Regions from separate parts of the Homo sapiens genome. Here region 2 is linked to region 1. Evidence: chromatin loops called from intact Hi-C (ENCODE). Cell type or tissue: endothelial cell of umbilical vein. All regions are shown on one strand.

Region 1 (2,500 bases):
GCCAATTCCTTATATTAAGTCATATATATTGCATATATAGTAATTCATATATATGAGATATATATTTTTTCTATTGGTTCTGGTTCTGTTTCTCTGGAGAACTCAGAGTAATACACTAAGCAATGGTGGGAGTCCGTGGGAGCCCTGAAATGTCTTGCGAATTGAACAAGAGTGCACTTGCAAATTCTTTACGCATTTGAAGCCTAGACTAGGGCAATGAGGACTGAGTAAGACTGCAGAAGGGTCTAGCTGGCCTCCTCCCCACCCCTCTCCTCTCTCCTCCTCTGTCCTCTGCTTCCCTCCCTTCCTTTCTCCTTCCCTCCTCTCCCCTCACTTCCCCTCGCTTCCCTTCCCTTGTCCTCCCCTCCCCATTGCCGTTCCTCCCTTTCTTCTCCCTTTCTCTCCCCTTGCCTTCCATGCCTACTGTAGGCTCTCATTATTCTTAGATTCTTTCTTTTCCCCTGAAACACCTGCTACCAGGTAAGGGTCAGATGAACGTATTTCACACTAAGATATAAATAACTAATTAGAGTGTTGCTACCCATACCTCAACCCTAGAGCTTGGTGATTTTTTTTTTTTCCAAAAAGGGAACAATCCCTTAGCTAAAGAGCCGCTGCTCCAGGGGAGGAAACGTAGGCTTGGGCCCAGAGATAGGTGGCAGCAGGGGTTTCTGGCCACGAAGCCTTCAGGCCTTCCCAGGTCCCAGCGTGTGTGGATCTTAAAACACCCCCTGCCAAGGGCTTTGATTCCAATTTTGGTTTCAGCTAATTGGTTTCAGCTGAGGTGGGAGAGGCCACGCCTCAGGATCTGCCTAGGCCAGGACTGGGAATGGGTCTCCCAGGTGACTCCGCGGGCCCATAGGCAGGCAGATCCTGGGAAGACGCCCTTTACTCAGTAAGGAGGGCCCAGGCGTCCAAAGCCCACCAGGGGGCAGCGGCGGCATTCTTAGCCCCACTTCTCCGCGCTCAAAGGCCGGCTGAGAAAACGCGAGTGACTACCCGAGGGCGCTGTTACTCCACAATTTTTCTGCAAAAGCTAAGGTCGGCAAACATGGATATTCGGATTTCCATTGTTTTTGAGGCTAAATCAAAAGATGCCTCTGGGGAAAAGGGGCAACATGCACTGTCGGATCGGCATTCATATGGAAAAACAGAGGTAGGAAACATTTTATACATTTTGAAGATACTTTGATGTGCAGTAATTTTGAAACTTTCGTAGGGCACCTGTTTTTCAATGGGCGGTGTAGAGTAATGCTGCCAAACACAGAGTTTGAGCCCTAGTACCACACCCACTAGCGGTGTGACTTTTCCTGGTGACTGAGTCTCTCTGGGCCTCAGTTTTGCATAGGGGACTTGTTCCGCCCCTCCTTGTCCTAGGTGTAAATGCTGCGTTGGTGTTGCACTCATAGGCTCACCTGGCCAAGGACCAGCTTCTGTCTATATTACTCTCAAACTTGCCACTTGGAGCATATTTCATTCTCATCCCCTTTGCCTTCACACTGCTATTCACCCCAGTTCAGAAGGGCAGAGCAATGGCCAAAATGTAAGACTGGGGTTGGGACTGTGAGAAGAAAGGAACAATTGCCAGTTAGCAAATTATTATAATGGCCACGTGGGCTCCAGGGCTGACATAATGAGGAGCTTGGTATGTGTGGTAATTACACACACTTGAGTTGAGTCTTAGGAAAACATATAAAAGAAACGTTATTTTCTTTTTTTCTAAAGGCTATGAAGGTAAGAAGCATTCCATAAGCAATTATTATGCAGCACTATTTCAAGGGTTGGGCTCTGTCAATGAGTTTTAACCACTAAAGAAAAGGAATTCTAATTGGGGGCGAAGGTAGTTTTAGGAATGGCAGCTTCGGAGTTTTGTACTGACAGGTGCTGGTGAAAAGCTGATTAATCCCATTCAATACTATAATAGGCTACATTTGTATAGCACTGCATAGAGTACCAAGTACTTTTATATAAATCCTCTCATTTGATGTTCCCAACCACCCTTTGAGATATGAAGAGGACAAAGAGAATTATTGCTGTCATTTTAAAAACCAGCTTTATTGAGATATAATTCATATACCAAACACTTCACCCATTTAAAATGTGCAATTCAATGATTTTATGCACGTTCACAGATATATGCAACGATAACCACATCAATTTTCATCACCACAAAAAGAACCCTCTACCCTTAGTTATCACTCCCTTTTCCTCCCTCTCCTCCCTCCTTGCACCCTCCCCTCCAAAGCAATCACTATTCTATTTTCTGTCTCTACAGATTTACTTATCCTGGACATTTCATATAATATGTGGTCTTTTGTGACTGGCTTCTTTCACTTAGCATAATGTTTTCAAGGTTTATTCATGTTGAAGCATGTTCAGTACTTCATTCCTTTTTACACCTGAATAATATCCCGTTGTATGGATATTTTTGTTCATCTCTTCATCAGTTGGCATCCATTTCATTTATCCATTCATTAGTTGGTATACACGGGTTGTTTGC
Region 2 (2,500 bases), 110 kb after region 1:
CTCCCAAAGTGTTGGGATTACAGGCATGAGCCACCATGCCCAGCCTACAAACAGTATTTGACTAGTTTGATTATCTGCAGGGAAATGTTCATAAAGTTCATAATATTCCCAAAGATAGTTATTTTAAAAACAGTTGTCTCTAGTTTCTGGAAAAGAAAGAATTTAGAATAGTGTGGTCAGACCTGGAGTGGATCAGACAACTGAACTGGTGCCTTCTTTTCTTTTTTTCTTTTTTTGAAACAGGGTCTTGCTCTGTTGCCCAGGCTGGAGTGTAGCTGCATGATCATGGCTCACTGTAACCTTTGCCTCGTGGGCTCAAGCAATCCTCTCATCTCAGTCTTCTGAGTAGCTGTGACCACAGGTGCACATCACTACATCCAGCTAATTTTTGTTTTTTTTGTAGAGACGGGGTTTCGCCATGTTGCCCAGGCTGGTCTCGAACTCCCAGGCTCAAGCAATCTGTCTGCATTGGCCTCCCAAATAGGTGGGATTACAAGCATGAGCCACTACTGCACCTGGATGAACTAGTGTTTTTTCTAACCAAGGTTCTCTCAGTGGCTTTTACCGGGTAGTGGTCCTACATATAACATCATGAAGACAACACTAGATTTTACTTTTTAGAAAACCATTTTTTGTGGATGAAACCCACCAACTGTAAAATGATCAAATTATCAGGTGAAAAAATATGATTTTAGTGAAGGGACTCTGCTGGCACCTTGAGTTGAAATCTGAGACCCCGACAGCCAAGCTGGCTGGGCTGGAAGGCTCTGTGAAGCACAGCGTGCAGCCAGGAGTTGGCGCTGGTGAAGGACAGCCACCTCCTGGCAGGGCTGGATCAGTCTACTGTGCTGGGTGAGTGGGAACAGCGGGGAGGGAAGTCAGGCCTGGCTGTGTGCAAGAGCCCCATTCACAGAGAGGCAAGTGGGTTCGATATGCTTGTGTTCTAGGCCTCATCCCTTCCATCATGCCAGTCTCCATCCCCAATATCACCACCCCCACACCCTCTAAATGTTGACAGGTCCCTTCCTGAGGGCAGGTTCTTCACCACTCTTACAGCTCAGTTGACTGAGAAGTCCAATCATATTTTCTGAGAATTTAAGCAAACAGGATCCCTTTGAAGAAAATCAAAGTTGGAATGTAAATCCTATCTCCTTATAGGGAAATCTAAAAGCCTTAAAAATATTTCTCTTTATCAATCTTAATACATATAACTCTCCTTGTAATCAGCAGCAGCTTCCTGCAAAATTATTCAATACAAAAAGAATAAAATAATCTCTGTCCTCTCTAATGCCCAAATAGTATGTATTTGCCCTATAAAAGCCATTTCTCTCATGAATTGAAGAGTGAATTTAGAAAATCAACTGCAAGATAATTGAAAAATACCCTGATTTGAAAACTAAAAATAGGCAATTCATTGTCAAGCTGAGATCCTTTAAAAGATGGTCACAAAGACTGTTTTAGAAATATAATTATTACATATATTTACATACCACATACCATTCTACTAACGATTACAAATCATAGTTGCTTTGCGGAAAGTCTGTAGGAAATGGTGGCAGAAGATAAGCTTTCAGACAGTTTGATTAGGATGGGCATAATGACCAAATCTACAGAGCTCTTTGAAAACATTAGGATAAGAGGCTGAAATAGCTGCTTCATCTTTTTGAACCTCATTTGCTATTAAGCTTGCTGCTGCTGCAGGCAGATAAGATCCAAGACCAAACACAAAAACATACATTTGATTCAGCAGGAGGCTTATCTCAGCAAGTGGACCAATCAAAAAATTGGTCCAAGAAAAGCATTTCCCTTTTTCGTCCCAACAATTCAGGGTCTCTCTACAATGTAACAAGTGAAAACATGAAAGGTTAATTTGTTTTTTGTCCCACTAAAATGAGACCAATAAAACTCGGTAAAACAAGAAATTTATGAAATTCCTTAAAAAACAAATTTCTTTTTATGTGTTTATTATACAATTTGACACATCTGGGGTTTATAATTTATAGGAACAGAAGGTAAAAGACCATGAATTTGGTCTGAAATGGGCGAACTATGATCTAAACTCTGGTGCAACATAATTTATGGACCAAATACCAGGAGAAGGCATCACATTTCATTGGTATTTAAAATTTCATTTACACTTTTCAGTTAAATGCTCGTTTGCAGAGGAAGTCAACAAAAGTTTTTATCTTTCAGCCTTTCTCTCTAGCAAGCTGGAAAATGTAGCATCTCTTCGGATGTTGGAAATGTCCTTTTCAGTGTTCAGGAATGCTGTCACTTCTCCTTTTAACACAGTACCCATATCCCTGCTTTCCCATCCATTTGAATTGGTTCCTGGTGCAACAGGAACACTATCTTGCCATGCTATGGGTCCTATCCCATAATCAATGTTAGTGGTGGATAAAGGAGTGGAGTACAGATTATAGGTCAGGACAGGAGAAGCCAGTCATATCTCTCCAACTTGGCTCCCTCTATGCCCTCTGCTCATATCGTAGTTGGGTTG

What was found. Hi-C counts contacts between places; a loop is a spot of excess contacts. Peaks named below come from ENCODE experiments on the same cell type or tissue, not always from the same donor. Only the 100,000 strongest peaks of a DNase experiment are listed, where the experiment ranks them.
Region 2: it touches region 1 in a loop (4-fold over the local background); 7 of 110 quality-filtered maps call a loop at or near these places.

Annotation. Positions count from the first base shown.
Region 1 is chr1:85,307,380-85,309,879 of GRCh38, forward strand. No RefSeq gene overlaps it. Among named protein-coding and RNA genes, the nearest start is that of BCL10, 32 kb to the left of the region's middle. RefSeq lists an enhancer at 807-1,307. In endothelial cell of umbilical vein, a CTCF peak has its summit at 970 (motif pointing right); a DNase peak (open chromatin) is centred at 972; H3K27ac peaks cover 1,065 bases.
Region 2 is chr1:85,416,450-85,418,949 of GRCh38, forward strand. All of the region lies in intron 1 of DDAH1 (dimethylarginine dimethylaminohydrolase 1), which reads right to left. Among named protein-coding and RNA genes, the nearest start is that of DDAH1, 47 kb to the right of the region's middle. In endothelial cell of umbilical vein, no CTCF peak of the experiment used is centred here; DNase peaks (open chromatin) are centred at 912 and 1,562; H3K27ac peaks cover 2,072 bases.